2 separate regions of the Homo sapiens genome follow, and region 2 is linked to region 1. A link is an interaction called in ENCODE POLR2A ChIA-PET data of the cell type or tissue named here. Cell type or tissue: HepG2. All regions are shown on one strand.

Region 1 (8,000 bases):
TAAAACTTTCAGCAAAATCAGTATAAAAGGGACATACCTCAATATAATAAAAGCCATCTATGGCAAACCCACAGCCAACATAATACTGAATGGGGAAAAGTTGAAAGCATTCCCTCTGAGAACTGTAACAAGACAAGAATGCCCATTCTCACTATCCCTCTTCAGTATACTACTGGAAGTCCTAACCAGAGCAATCAGACAAGAGAAAGAAATAAAGGGCATCCAAATTGGTAAAGATGAAGTCAAACCATTACTGTTTACTGATGATATGATTGTTTACCTAGAAAACCCTAAAGACTCCTCCAGAAAGCTCCTAGAACTGATAAAAGAATTCAGCAGGCTGGGCGTGGTGGCTCACTCCTGTAATCCCAGCACTTTGGGAGGCCAAGGTGGGTGGATCACGAGATCAAGAGATGGAGACCATCCTGGCCAACGTGGCGAAAGCCCATCTCTACTAAAAATACAAAAATTACCCGGGCATGGTGGCACGTGCCTGTAATCCCAGCTACTCGGGAGGCCGAGGCAGGAGAATCGCTTGAACTCAGGAGGCAGAGGTTGCAGTCAGCCGATATCGTGCCACTGCACTCCAGCCTAGTGACAAAGCGAGCTTCCATCTCAAAAAAAAAAAAAAAAAAAAGAAGAAGAAGAAGAAGAAGAAGAATTCAGCAAAGTTTCTGGATACAAAATTAATGTACACAAATCAGTAGCTCTTCTATACACCAACAGCAACCAAGCTGAGACTCAAATCAAGAACTCAACCCCTTTTAAAATAGCTGCAAAAATAAAGTAAAATACTTCGGGATATACCTAATCAAGAAGGTGAAAGACCTCTACAAGGAAAACTACAAAACACTGCTGAAAGAAATCATAGATGACACAAACAAATGGAAACACATCCCATGCTCATGGATGGGTAGAATCAATATTGTGAAAATGACCATACTGCCAAAAGCAATCTACAAATTCAATGCAATTCCCATCAAAATACCATCATCATTCTTCACAGAATTAGAAAAAACAATTCTAAAAATCATATGGAACCAAAAAAAAGCCCACATAGCCAAAGCAAGACTAAGCAAAAAGAACAAATCTGGAAGCATCACATTGCCTAATTTCAAACTATACTATAAGGCCATAGTCACCAAAACAGCATGTTACTGGTATAAAAATAGGCACATAGATCGATGGAACAGAATAGAGAACCCAGAAATAAACCCGAATACTTACAGCCAACTGATCTTTGACAAAGCCAAAAAACATAAAGTGGGGAAAGGACACCCTTTTCAACAAATGGTGCTGGAATAATTGGCTAGCTACATGTAGGAGAATGAAACTGGATCCTCATCTCTCACCTTACACAAAAATCAACTCAAGATGGATTAAGGACTTAAATCTAAGACCTGAAACTATCGAAATTCTAGAACATAATGTTGGAAAAACCCTTCTAGACATTGTCTTAGGCAAGGATTTCATGACCAAGAACCCAAAAGCAAATAAAATAAAAGCAAAGATAAATTGCTGGGACTTAATTAAACTAAAGAGCTTTTGCATGGCAAAAGGAACAATCAGCAGAGTAAACAGACAACCTACAGAGTAGGAAAATATCTTTACAATCTATACATCTGACAAAGGACCAATATCTAGAATCTACAATGAACTCAAACAAATCAACAAGAAAAAAACAAACTATCTTGGCTGGGTGTAGTGGCTCACACCTGTAATCCCAGCACTTTGGGAGGCCAAGGCAGACGGATCACCTGAGGTCGGGAGTTTGAGACCAGCCTGACCAACATGGAGAAAACCCATCTCTACTAAAAATACAAAATTAGCCAGGCATGGTGGTGGGTGCCTGTAATCCCAGCTACTCGGGAGGCTGAGGCCGGAGAATCCCTTGAACCTGGGAGGCAGATGTTGCAGTGAGCCAAGATCACACCATTGCACTCCAGCCTGGGCAACAAGAGCTAAACTCCATCTCAAAAACAGCAACAACAACAATAACAAGCCATCAAAAAGTGGTCTAAGGACATGAATAGACAATTCTCAAAAGATATACAAGTGGCCAAAAAACATGAAAAAATGTATGATCAGGGAAATGCAAATCAAAACCACAATGCGATACCACCTTACTCTTGCAAGAATGGCCACAATCAAATGAATGAGACTCCGTCTCAAAAAAAAAAAAAAGAAAAAAAAGGAAAGAGAAGAAACTGTGATATATATATGATGGAATACTACTTGGCCACAAAAAGGAATGGATTAATGGCATTCACAGTGACCTGGATGAGACTGGAGACTATTATTCTAAGTGAAGTAACTCAGGAACTGAAAACAAAACGTCGTGTGTTTTCATAAGCAGGAGCTAAGCTATGAGGATACAAAGACCTAACAATGACACAATGGACTTTCGGGACTCAGAGGGCAAGGGTGGGAAGGCGGTGAAGGATAAAAGACTACAAATAGGGTGCAGTGTATACTGCTCAGGTGATGAGTGCACCAAAATCTCACAAATCACTAAAGATCTTACTCATGTAACCGAACACCACCTATTCCCCCAGTAAGCTATGGAAATAAAAAATTAAAAAATAAAATAAAATGAAGCAGTCTTGCTATTGGTGCCCAGGCTGGTCTCAAACTCTTGGGCTCAAGCATTCCTCCCACCTTGGCCTCTCAAAGTGTTGGAATTATAGGCATGAGCCACCACACCTGGCCCAGGCAATAGTATTTTATCAGCATTAAATTTATTGAGTTACATTATCACTCTGTAGTTATTATCCTAACGTCCTTGTTCTTAAGATTATTTGCTATAGAGATGATGGGCCATAATCTCAACCACTTACTTTCATGTTTTCACGAAGAAAAGTTGTTTTAAAAATAAGAATAAGAAAGAAGTAAAATGAAAAATGAAACAGGTATCTTAGATATGTGTAAGTATTTGGCAATTTTGGTGAAACATTAACTAATCACTGACTACTCAGTGCCCAAATGTCTGTTTCAGGCAGTGTGTTCAAAGGTCCCATTCAAGGCAAATGCAATGAAGATCTGAGGTCTAGTGTCAGGTCAACATGAGTTGTAAAGTCAAAAGCATTCCAGAAGCCCCTTTCTCCACTAAATGCAGAGTTTAAGGGGTTCTATGAGCCAAAGTTTTGTGGAAGAACAAAGGGATTTGCAAAGCAAGTGCTTATCAAAGTAAAGTTTAGAGGGACTCTAATAAAGACAAAAGCACTGGATGGTCCGTCCCAACCCTGCTTTCCACTTTTTACTGCAACCCAGCCCTCTAATTTCTAAATTTTTTGTATCTCTGACATTAAGAAATGAAGTCTTGAAAAGGTAAATCTATAATGCAGGGTCAACTGGCTTTATGTCTTTTTTCTTTTCTTTTTTTTTTGAGATACCATTGGGCTCTGTTACCTAGGCTGGTATACAGTGGTGTGATCACAGCTCACTGTAACCTTGACCTTCTGGGCCGAAGCAATCCTTCCACCTCAGCCTCCAGAGTAGCTGGGACTACAGGCACATGCCACTACTCTAGGCCAAGTTTTGTATTTTTTGTAGAAATAGAGTTTCACTGTATTTCCCAGGCTAATCTCAGACTCCTGGGCTCAAGCAATCAGCCGACCTCAGCCTGCCAAAGTGCTGGCATTACAGGTATGAGCCACCATGCCTGGTTACTGGCTTTACGTCTTAAAGACACCGTATCAGAGCTGACCTCACTGGCTCTGAGTCTTTGAACTGGTGATTGGAGACCAAGTAACAGGCAGGTATACGAGGTTGGTCTAGGGAAAAAACACCTGTTTTGTGAATTTCAGGTCTCTGACAGCTTCCTCTACAAAGAGTCACCTCCTGAGATGTGGGAAAGGAGTGACAATGTGTTGTACTGACACTGCATCTAAGTTTCAAAGCCAGTGTGGTATTTCTCCAAAGCCCAAATTCCTAGCCTAAATGTCCTGCTGCCACATCAATGCCCCATACAATCTGGCCCTGTACTTTTGTCCCTTATCCAACCTACATGCATACTATTCCTTCAAACGTAGCTTAATTTTTAGCTATATCTAAATTACCTACCCCTCACTTAACCCATAATGCTTCTTTATGCCTCCATATATTTGCTTATGTTTTGCTTCTACTCAGATCACCCTTACCCCCCAGGGCATGCAAGAAACATCATCTTGCGTCAAGTTTATCCCAAATTTCTTTTTATCTTTCAAACCTTTAATAAATTCTTTTTTTTTTTTTTTTTTTTGAGACAGAGTCTCGCTCTGTCGCCCAGGCTGGAGTGCAGTGGCGCAATCTCGGCTCACTGCAAGCTCCGCCTCCCAGGTTCACGCCATTCTCCTGCCTCAGCCTCCCGAGTAGCTGGGACTACAGGCGCCTGCCACCACGCCCGGCTAATTTTTTTGTATTTTTAGTAGAGATGGGGTTTCACCTTGTTAGCCAGGATGGTCTCGATCTCCTGACCTCGTGATCTGCCCGCCTCGGCCTCGCAAAGTGCTGGGATTACAGGCATGAGCCACCGCGCCCGGCGCAACTCTTTTTTTTCTAACTTCTCCAAGCAGAGGTTGTTCTCCCACATTAAGACCTTATACAGACTTTTATTATAATTTGTATTATTTTCCTTTTTATTTTTGATTAGTTTTCATGTCTGTCCTTTTGATTAGATGTAAACTCCTTCAAAGCCAAAACTGAGTCATAGCAATTGTTTTTTTTTTTCCTGTGGTCCACTATTTCAATTCCTTTCCTGTCAGCACAGGTTTCTCCTTATACAATACCAGCCCCGCAAAGTGTCTTCTCCTTTTCAATTTCAACACCCACACCCAACTTTTTCATGGAATTTGCTCCCTTCCTATTCAGGTGTGTACTCTTTTAATTACTGATCCCTAAACACTTGGAGCAACAAGAGGTCTAACTCCATCACCTTGCAGTAGAATGCTGACAGGTAGCCAGAGCATCAGTGGAGGTGCACTTCCTTTCTGGATCACTCAGCCTGATGTTTCTTTCCATTCACTGGCTATTGTATGACGTATCTGTGGTGCTTACAGCCCAGGTTGGTCTGGAACACATCCATTTCCCTACTTATGATGGTAGAATGGATAGTTTGGGTATGGAAGGAAGCCCCTCAGTTGGATGAGGCTGTGAAGAAACAAGGGCAGGGATGCAAATAGAAGTGGAGACTGGAGTGGAAGGCCATTGTGTTAATTAGCTTGATTGCTGAGAAGATACAAAAAAATGAGTGACTGGGAAGAGGCAAGAGCCACACCTGGCCCCATCTGTTGCATGTTACTTATTGCGTTAGCCTTGTTTCTCTCTCTCTCTCTCTCTCTCACACACACACACTCTCTCTCTCTCTCTCACACACACACACACACACACACACACACACAGTCACCTGAAAGGTGTTCCATGAGGTGTATTGTCCAGCCTGAGTTTTCCCCAGGAATAGGTAGGAGTGTGGAGCCCTATAGAATGGAAAATATGGATGTATGTCCTAGTTACAGTTGAAGGAGTGTCTGGGTGGGGGTGTAAACTATAAAGCAATTCTGTCATGGGAAGATGGATAACCAGTTTTCCTGGTAATAGGTAGAGTAAAAGAGTAATCTCAGTTGGTTATTAATTCTTGTACTATTCCAGATCTTTTGCATTCATTATCTACTCAAATCCTCAAAACAGTCCAATGAACTATGTATTATTCCAACTTCACAAATGTGGAAAGTAGCTCTTAGACCAAATTATTAACCGGTCTAACAGCAAATTAGTGACAGAGCCAACACTGAGTCAATATTGAAATTCAAATGTGTCTAATTCCAAAATCATCATGACATAACACCTACAAGATATCCAAAACACAGTTCATTCATTTAGCTAACAGATGTTTATTGTGCACCCACTGGAGGCAAGCACCCACTGGGAATATAATAATAAGGTAAAACAAAAACATGCTTCTCCTCGTGGAGCTTACAGCCTCATGGAAGAGATAAGCATCAATCAAATCATCAAGCAAGTAAGTGCAATATTGCAGCTGTGACTTGTACCATGAAGGAAAAGTACATAGTGCTATAAGAATGTATTAGTATGGGGCCAGGTACAGTGGCTTACACCTATAATCCCAGCACTTTAGGAGGCCAAGGTGGGAGGATCCCTTGAAGTCAGGAGTTTGAAAACAGCCTGGGTAATACAGTGAGACCCTGTCTCCAGTAATTCTAGCTACTTGGGATGCTGAGGTGGGAGAATCACTTGAGCCCAGGAGTGCAAGGCACAGTGAGATATGATTGCAACACTACACTCCAGCCTGGGGGAAGGAATAAGGACCTGTCTCTTAACAAAAAAAAAAGAAGAAGAAAGAAGAAGAAGGAGGAGGAGGAGGAGAAAAAGAATATACCTATCCAACATTTCCTCTTCTAAAAACTTCACTTCTGGCCAGGTATAGTGGCTCATACCTGTAATTCCAACACTTTGGGAGGCCAAGGTGGGAGGATTGCTTGAGCCCAGGAGTTCAATACCAGCCTGAGCAACATAGTGAGACCCCACCTCTAAAAAAAAAAGAAATTATAAGTTAGCCAGGTATGGTAGCATGCACCTGTGGTCCTAGCTACTCGGGAGGCTGAGGTGGGAGGATTGCTTGAGCCCGAGAGTTCGAGGTCACAGGAGCCAAGATTGCACCACTGCACTCCAGCCTGGGCAACAAAGCAAGACTCTGTCTCAAACACAAAACTTCAGTTTTCCTTTGGGAACCACCCCTTCCTCATTCTCTGACAATGCAGTTCAGGTAGAGCTAACATGGCCCCACTCACTAATCACAGCCTCTCCCCACTGACTTCATTGAAGGTCACATGACTTAGCCCTGGCTAATGAAAGTACTACTTCCCTAGGACCACAGTGATTGGTTCAAGAAAGTTTCATGTGACTCAAGCCAGGCCAATGAGAAAGATGCAGAGATTTTCCTGGCACCATTAAGAATGAGATATTCTTCTTCAATTGAGCAGCAAAGCTAATAGAATGCACTTGGAGCTGCTGGTGGCCGTGACACAAGGAGAGGATACCTGAGGATGAAGCTAACAGAGAAGAGGAGAGGCAAGAAATACAGATCCCCGCAGATATTAATTAAATACATGCACCCAGGTTCATATCAGCAACCGATAAACATTTTGGTTATATGAGCCAGTTAATTCGCCTCTTTCTGCTTAAGCCAGTTTGACTGATTGTTTGGTTGGTTGATTGAATTTTTTTTAATCACTTGCAGTTAAAAGAGAAAAGCATCCCAACTGAGAGATTTATTTTTTATTTATCTTTTTTTTTTTTTTTTGAGGTAGACTTTTGCTCTTGTTGCCCAGGCTGGAGTGCAGTGGCACAATCTGGGCTCACTGCAAGCTCTGCCTCCCTGATTCAAGCGATTCTCGTGCCTTAGCCTCCTGAGTAGCTGGAACTACAAGCACGTGCCACCATGCCTGGCTAATTTTGTATTTTTAGTAGAGATGGGGTTTTACCATGTTGGCCAGGCTGGTCTCGAACTGCTGACCTCAGGTGATCCACCAGCCTCGGTTTCCCAAAGTGCTGGGATTACAGGCATGAGCCACCATGCCCGGCCTGACTGAGAGATTTATCTGCACAGTCAGGGAAGTCTTCCATGAAGAACTAAGGTGATCTGAATTCTGAAAGATAAGTAGCAGTTAATTTGGCAAAGAGAGGAAGGAGGAGTGTTCCAGTCAAAGAGACTAGCAAGTGCTAGAGCTTTGTATGAGGAAGGAGCATGATGATTGAGAGGGATGGAGAGAAGGCCAGTGTGAGTGGACAGAGCTGATGTAGTACAAGATGAAAATGGAAAGACAGCTTCCTGTCTTTAGCATAGTAAACTGTGCTAAGGATTCTGATCTTTGGATTTAGAGCCAGAGGACACATTTAAGGGCTTTTAAGTATGATGGATAAGGTAGTGGTGATACTACCAGACTTGTATACAGGTTGTTTTTTCCTTTAATGAGACAGGGTCTCACAATGTTACTCAGGCTAGA
Region 2 (8,000 bases), 86 kb after region 1:
CCTATTCTCCAAAAAATTTAAATTAAGTGGGCATGGTGGCATACCTCAGCTACTTGAGAGACCAAGGTGGCAGGTTTGCTTGAACCCAGGAGTTCAAGGCTGTAGTGAGCTATGATTGTGGCACTGCACTCTGGTCTGGGTGACAGAGCGGGACCTTGCCTCTTTAAAAAAAAAAAAAAATTTTTTTTTCTTTCATGGTTTGTGCTTTTGTGTCCTAAGAAATCATTGCCTAACCCAAGGTCATAGAGTTTTCTCCTGTCTTGTAGAAGTTGTGTAATTTCGTTCTTATCTTTTAGGTCTTTGATTCATTTTGAATTTTTTGCATGTGGTGCGATAAAAAGATGTTCACTTTTTGGGGGGTGGGGTACACAGGGTCTCACTCTGTCACCCAGGCTGGAGTGCAGTGGCGTAATTAACAGGTCTCTGCAGCTTTGACTTCTTGGGCTGGAATGATCCTCCTAATCCTTTTGAGTAGTTGAGACTACAGGTATGTGCCACCACACCTGGCTGATTTTTAAATTTTTTTGTGTGGAAACAGAGTCTCACTGTGTTGCCCAGAGTGGTCTCAAATTACTGGACTCATGGGATCCTCCTGCGTTGGCCTCCCAAAGTATTGGGATTACAGGCGAGAGCCGCTGTGACCACCCCTATTTTTTTTTTTCCATGTAAATGTCCAGTTGTGCAAGTTTCATTTGTTGAAAAGATTGTTTCCCATTGAATCACCTTGAAATTTCTGTGATGAAAATCAAATTATGTGTGTCTATTTCTGGACTCAGAGAAGTGTGTGTGTGTGTGTGTGTGTGTGTGTGTGTGTGTATGTATGTTTGTATGTATTATGCTAATTCTATGGAATGCTAGTCCATAAATAAAATAGTATTTGATTTTTTTTTCTGCTTTAACATTGGATGTCTTACATTTTCTAAAATATTTTATAGGAAATTTGGAGCAACAGGGAAATTGTTTTTGTGGGTGTGTGAAGTAAGACCTGTTGCAAAATAACGTCATCTTGAATTCGTATGTCAATCTTCTTTTAAGTGGCTTGAAATGTTAGATATCTAATTCATACTTGAGCATACTTAGAAAATGACAACATTTCTATACTGGAAATGAGAAAGTAGGATGTAAAAGTATCAACTTATTTACTATGATATATTATCTCAACAGTGGATTTGGGACTCTTCTCTCTTGAGTGCTAATTATGTGCTAGAGATTTCCTTTGCCTCAGGAAATGTTTGAGTGCCTATGGTATCGTTGGTGCTGGGGATTTTCTAGTGAACAAGGCAAAAATGTAAGATTCCTCTGTCCGTGAAGTTTGCTGTGAAGTTCTATGAATACAGAATAAAAAGAGTCCTTGAATTTGAATTATGGTTTCATGCCATCTGTTACATTATATAATAGCTATGTGATATTGGCCAACATAGTCTTTATGACTTAATTCTTGCTCTATAAAATAGTGCCTCACAGAGTTGTTGTTATTAAAGTCAAGTGAAATAATGAATGCTAAATGCTTTGAAATTGTAAAATAATACAGACAGTGGTGTTGTGGCTGGTCACAGGTGATAGTGGTTGAAGACCATATCATATGATCAACCAGGAGGGAGAGATTATGAATTGGAGGACATAGGTAAGTATAAATTGAAGGGACAGAAGAAGCAGAAACCAGATATATATATATATATGTATAATGTATTTGTGTATATATAATATATATGTATATATGACATTTAAAATTATCGAGGCTGGGCTTGGTGGCTCATGCCTGTAATCTCAGCACTTTGGGAGGCTGAGGTGGGTGGATCACTTGAGGTCAGGAGTTTGAGACCAGCCTGGTCAACATAGTGAAACCCCATCTCTACCAAAAAATACAAAAATTAACTGGGCATGATTGTGCACGCCTGTAGTCCCAGCTACACAGGAGGCTAAGGCAAGAGAATCGCTTGATCTCAGGAAGTGGAAGTTGCAGTGAGCTGAGATCGCACCACTGCACTCTAGGCTGGGCGACAGAATGAGAGACTGTCTCAAAAAAAAAAAAATGGTTGAAGCACATGCATTCCACTCTTGGGATAATACTTGTGTAATTTGTGGTATGATACCATAGCTTTAAAAGGTATATTTATGCAAATGATCTCAAGTTTAAATTTCCAGTTCAGATCTTCTCTCCATATTCCAGGCTTATAGCTTAACTGCCGTCTTGACTTCTCTACCTGTAAAATTTAACGTTCAGTGCTACACTCAGGCTGGACATGGAGGCTCACGCCTGTAATCCCAGCATTTTGGAAAGCTGAGGCAGGTGGATTGCTCGGGAGTTTGCGACCAGCCTGGGCAGCATGGTGAAATCCTGTCTCTACTTAAAAAAAAAAAATGCAGAAATTAGCTGGGCATGGTATTGGGTGCCTGTAATCCCAGCTACTCGGGAGGCTGAGGCATGAGAATTGCTTAAACACGTCAGGCAGAGGTTGTAGTGAGCCGAGATCGTGGCACTGCACTCCAGCCTGGGCGACAGAGCGAGACATTGTCTCAAAAAAAATAAAAGGCAAGCTACAGTCTTACTTCCTAGCCCCATACTCTCTCTATTCTTTCTCATCTCAGTATGGCTCCACCAGCTACCTATTTATTCAGGCTAAAACACGTGGGAATCATCTTTGGCTTTCTTCTTTCCCCCCATCTAATCCATTAGCAAATTATGTGTTCTACCTTCAAAATCTCCTAAATGTATTCATTAATATCCCACTGCTACTAGACTTGTACAAGCCTCTTTCTGTCTGTCTGTCTGTCTGTCTTTCTTTGCGACGAAGTTTCACTCTTGTTGCCTAGGCTGGAGTATAGTGGTGTGATCTTGGCTCACTGCAACCTCTGCCTCCCAAGTAGCTGGGATTACAGGCATGCACCACCATACCCGGCTAATTTTTTTTTTGGAAGACAGTCTCGCTCTGTCCCCCAGGCTGGAATGTATTGCCACTATCTCAGTTCACTGCAACTTCCACTTTCCAGTTCAGGTCATTCTCATGCCTCAGTCTACTGAGTAGCTGGGATTACAGGTGCCTGCCACCGTGCCCAGCTAATTTTTGTATTTTTAGTAGAGACGGGGCTTTGTCATGTTGGCCAGGCTGGTCTTGACCTCCTGACTTCAGGTGATCTGCCCACCTAGGCCTCCCAAAGTGTTGGGATTATAGGCGTGAGCCACCATGCCCAGCCCAGCTAATTTTGTATTTTTAGTAGAGACAGGGTTTTACTATGTTGGACAGGCAGGTCTCGAACTCCTGGCCTGTGGTGATCCACCCACCTTGGCCTCCCAAAGTGCTGGGATTACAGGCCTGAGCCACTGCGCTCAGCCCACTTTTTTTCACTTGAACTACTGTGGTAGCCTTTTAACTTTATTCCTGTACCATTGTGTACTCTATTTCATTATTCACAGAGCAGTGATCCTTTAAAAATGATATTCGATTGTGTCATTATTGTGCTTAAAACCCTTTAATGTCTTTCCATTGGATCTAAAAATAGCATGCATACTCTATAGCCTGCAAGGATCTGCATTGTTTATTTGTTCCCTCTCCTTGTCTGGAACCTTGCTTACTGTCTTACTGGCCCATTGGCCTTCTTTCTCTTACCTGAACACGAGACATTTTTCTTTATATTTGTTCCCTCTTCTCTGTTCTTCCCTTGTCAGCTCAATTTTAGCTCAAACCTAACTTTCTCTGAGATTCTCTAACCATTTTGTGTAAAGTGGGCCACTCTATTCAATACTTTGATTTCTCTTATTATTCTATATTATTTCACTTAAAGCACAGCTTATAATTATCTTGTTTACCCTGTGCCCGTCTTTATCACATAAGCTCTTTGAGAGCAGGGACCTTGTCTCATTTGTTTACTGTTGTAGTCTCAGTGCACTTATTTGCACAGTAAAAGAACTATTAACATCTATAAATAATTTAGCCTTACTTTTTTTTAGGGGGGGGATTGGGTGTATATGGTTGTTTTTATTATAGAGCTATTTTTAACTGCTTGGGGACTAGGTGGAATTTGTTATTGGATTATAGGAGGGTTGATTTGTTGTCATGTCATTTAGAAGCTGTTTTATCAGCTGGGCGTGGTGGCTCATACCTGTAATCCCAGCACTTTGGGAGGCCGAGGCAGGTGGATCACCTGAGGTCAGGAGTTCAAGACCAGCCTGGCCAACACGGTGAAACCCCATCTCTACTAAAAGTATAAAAATTAGCCGAGCGTGTTGGCACGCACCTGTAATCTCAATTACTGGGAGGCTGAGGCGGGAGAACCACTTGAACCCAGGAGGTGGAGGTTGCAGTGAGCTGAGATCACGCCACTGCACTCCAGCCTGGGTGACAGAGCAAGACTCCATCTCAGTTAAAAAAAAAAAAAGAAAAAAGCTATTTTATGTGTCTAGAATTAAATAAATTGTTATATGAGCTTTTTGTCTGCTAGATTCAAGACTGGCTTTGGATTTGCTGTTAGCTTTTTTTTTTTTTTTTTTTTTTTTTTTTCCTGAGACAAGGTCTTGCTCTGTCACCCAGGCTAGAGTGTGCTCCATTATCACAGCTCACTGCAGCCTTGACCTCCTGGGCTCAAGCAATCTTCCGGCCTCAGCCTTCTGAGTAGCTGGGACTACAGGTACATACCACCATGTCTGGCTAATTTTTGTATTTTTTGGTAGAGACGGGGTTTTGCCATGTTGCCTAGAACTCTAGGCAAAACATGTTGCCTTGAACTCTAGGTAAAACATGTTGTCTTGAACTCTAGGCAAAACATATTGTCTTGAACTCTGGGGTTCAAGTGATCTGCCCGCCTTGGCCTCCCCAAGTGCTGGGGTTACAGGTGTGAGCCATTGTGCCTGGCTCCTCTTAGCTGTTTTTTTCTTTTCTTTTTTTTTTAAGGCATTCTCCGTCACCCAGGCTGGAGTGCAGTGGCACAACCTTGGCTTACTGCAACCTCTGCCTCCTTGGTTCAAGTGATTCTTGTGCCTCAGCTCCCAAGTAGCTGGAATTAACAGGCGCTTGCCATCATGACCAGCTAATTCAGCTAATTTTTGTATTTTTAGTAGAGGCAGGTTTCGCCATGTTGGCCAGGCTGGTCTTGAACTCCGGACCTTAAGTGATCCATCTGCTTCTGCTGTCCAAAGTGCTTGAATTACAGGTGTGAGCCGCCGTGCCTGGCCTTGCTCTTAGCTTTTTGAAGGGACTGCCTCATCTCATAAAGATTTGTTTACTGTGACCCTTGCCTTTAAAAATTTCCCCAATTTTGAACTGTTGAGTCAGAAGCCTTGAAACCTAGGTAATTTTTGCTCTCAGGTTCAAAGAAACAAAATACATTTATCTTTAGGTTTTTTTTTTTTTTGTTTGTTTGAGACCGAGTGTCACTCTATCACCAGGCTGGAGTGCAGTGGTGCGATCTCAGCTCACTGCAACCTCCGCCTCCTGGGTTCAAGTGATTCTCCTGCCTCAGCCTCCCGAGTAGCTGGGACTACAGATGCGCATCACCACACCCAGCTAATTTTTGTATTTTTAGTAGAGACGAGGTTTCACTGTGTTGGCCAGGATGGTCTCAATCTCTTGACCTCATGATCCGCCCACCTCTGCCTCCCAAAGTGCTGGGATTACAGGCGTGAGCCACCACGCCGGCCTGTCTAGGTTTTAAGGAGTGGCTTTGAAATATATGAGCAGAATTTAAGACTTATCATTTTTCAGAGATGAGACCATGATAGTTCATTTGTAGTGTGTCTTTGAGGAGGATACTAATGCAGATAAATATCCACAGAGCTTTAATTATTTTTGGTGTTACAAAGTTTATCTGTGTGATCTTGTTTTCCTTCTATGTAAGAAAAACATGTTATATAGATCCCTTGCAAGGACGTTATTTACTGAAGCTCTTAGAAGGATGCTAAACTTGAGGCTGTTTCAGGTGAGTATCCTCAGGAGAGTGTTGAAATTGTTTCTGGAACACTGGCTAGGTTGAAAACTACTTGAAAAATGCACTTACCTGAGCTGGGTGCCTTAATTTTTTTCTTTTAACTTGACTGGTAGTTTCACATTTCTATTAAGTACTTCCTGTTAAGTACTTCTGAGTACTTAATTTGCTGAGAGGACAGTAGTCTGTTTGGGGATAGCGCTAGATTGCAGTGGTAGCTCAAATTGCTCATCTTTTACCTGTCTAGGTGATTGAGACCTGTATTTTGTACTTTTTGACACAGCAGTAGTGTAAGACAGTGCCTGAGTAAAACTTAAAATTTAGGAGTTGGCTGGGCACGGTGGCTCACGCCTGTAATCCCAGCACTTTGGGAGGCTGAGGTAGGTGGATCACCTGAGGTCAGGAGTTCGAGACCAGCCTGACCAACATGGAGAAACTCCGTCTCTACTAAAAATACAAAATTAGCCTGGCGTGATGGTGAATGGCTGTAATCCCAGCTACTCAGGAGGCTGAGGCAGGAGAATCGCTTGAACCTGGGAGGCGGAGGTTGCGGTGAGCTGCGATCACGCCATTGCACTCCGGTCTGGGCAACGAGAGCGGAACTCCGTCTCAAAAAAAAAAAAAAAAAAAAATTAGGAGTTACTTACATGTCTATTACGAAGGCTAATGTTTTGTGTTAGATAAGATCTCTGTCTGATGTATCCTATGTTACTTACAGTATGTATATGTATCCAGAGCAGTTAAGAGTTTCAGCTACTATTTGACCTTGGGAACTTTAAAATGGACTTCACGTTTATATAAACACTTATTTTTCTTGTTTTGAAAAGAAGGTAACATCAACCTCCTGGAGATGGGATGAGGACTAAATGAGATGAATGTTAAAGAAACTGTTGGCCGGGCACGGTGACTCATGTCTGTAATCCCAGCACTTTGGGACGCCAAGGCGAGTGGATCACCTAAGGTCAGGAGTTGAAGACCAGCCTGGCCAACATGGTGAAACCCTGTCTCGACTAAAAATACAAAAATTAGCTGGGCATGGTGGTGGGTGCCTGTAATCCCAGATACTCAGGAGGCTGAGGCAGGAGAATTGCTTGAACTGGGAGGCCGAGGTTGCAGTGAGCCGAGATCGAGCCCTTGTGCTCTCGCCTGGGTGACAAGAGTGAAACTCCATCTCAAAAAGAAACTGCCTAGGCCGAGTGCCGTGGCTTACTCCTGTAATCCAGCACTTTGGGAAGTCGAGGTAGGAGATCACTTGAGTTCAGGAATTTGAGACCAGCTTGGGCAACATGATGAAACCCCATCTCCACAAAAAAATACAAAAACGACCTGGGCATGGTGACTTGCGCCTGTAGTCCCACCTGCTTGCGGGGCTGAGGTGGGAAGATCGCTTGAGCCCAGGAGGTGGAGGTTGCAGTGAGCCAAGATCATGCCACTGCACTCAAGCTTGGGCAATAGAATGAGACCCTGTCTCAAAAAAAAAAAAAAAAAAAAAAACTATGAAAAGTATTCTGTCTTTGTTAGTGCTATCTGGTTCGTAGGATTAGGCGTGTTTAAAAAATTAAATTGTTGGAACTTGTTTCCTGTGCTTGGGATGATTGGTCTTTAGCCTAACTCAGTTTCAGAAAAAAAATGGATTAAGAGTTTAAGGATTTGAAAAAAACAAAACAGTTTATTCAGGAAACAGTAAAATTGAGTCAGACTAAAAAAGATTTAAAATTGTTTTGAATTTATGCACACAAATTACAAAAGGTGTACCACAAGAGGTTTAGAGGAAAGTCACCCCTTTAATCCTGTTTCTTAGCAGTTCCCCTCTGCGGAAACCACTGTTAGTTTCTTATGTATTTTAGAGATGTATATAAAACCACATTCTTTTGCTTTCTAATACAAGTAGTAGCATCATGTCTACCCTGCTCTACAGTCTTTTTTTACTTAATGAACTTAGAACATTATTCCATATTAGTATGTGTAAAGTTACCTCATTCTTTTTATTGGCTGCATGCTAGTATAACTAGACCTCTATTGATGTATATTAGCCTGTTTCTTGTTTTTGTTTCTTTTTTGCTATTATGAGTAGCGCTAGT

The links. ChIA-PET counts read pairs that join two places held together with the same protein. Peaks named below come from ENCODE experiments on the same cell type or tissue, not always from the same donor. Only the 100,000 strongest peaks of a DNase experiment are listed, where the experiment ranks them.
Region 2: POLR2A ChIA-PET joins it to region 1 with 6 read pairs; 2 of 35 experiments call an interaction of 5 or more read pairs at or near these places.

What each region holds. Positions count from the first base shown.
Region 1 is chr5:57,100,033-57,108,032 of GRCh38, forward strand. No RefSeq gene overlaps it. Among named protein-coding and RNA genes, the nearest start is that of GPBP1, 70 kb to the right of the region's middle. In HepG2, no CTCF peak of the experiment used is centred here; DNase peaks (open chromatin) are centred at 2,389, 3,039 and 3,469; H3K4me3 peaks cover 1,221 bases.
Region 2 is chr5:57,186,224-57,194,223 of GRCh38, forward strand. All of the region lies in intron 2 of GPBP1 (GC-rich promoter binding protein 1), which reads left to right. Among named protein-coding and RNA genes, the nearest start is that of GPBP1, 16 kb to the left of the region's middle. In HepG2, no CTCF peak of the experiment used is centred here; no DNase peak of the experiment used is centred here.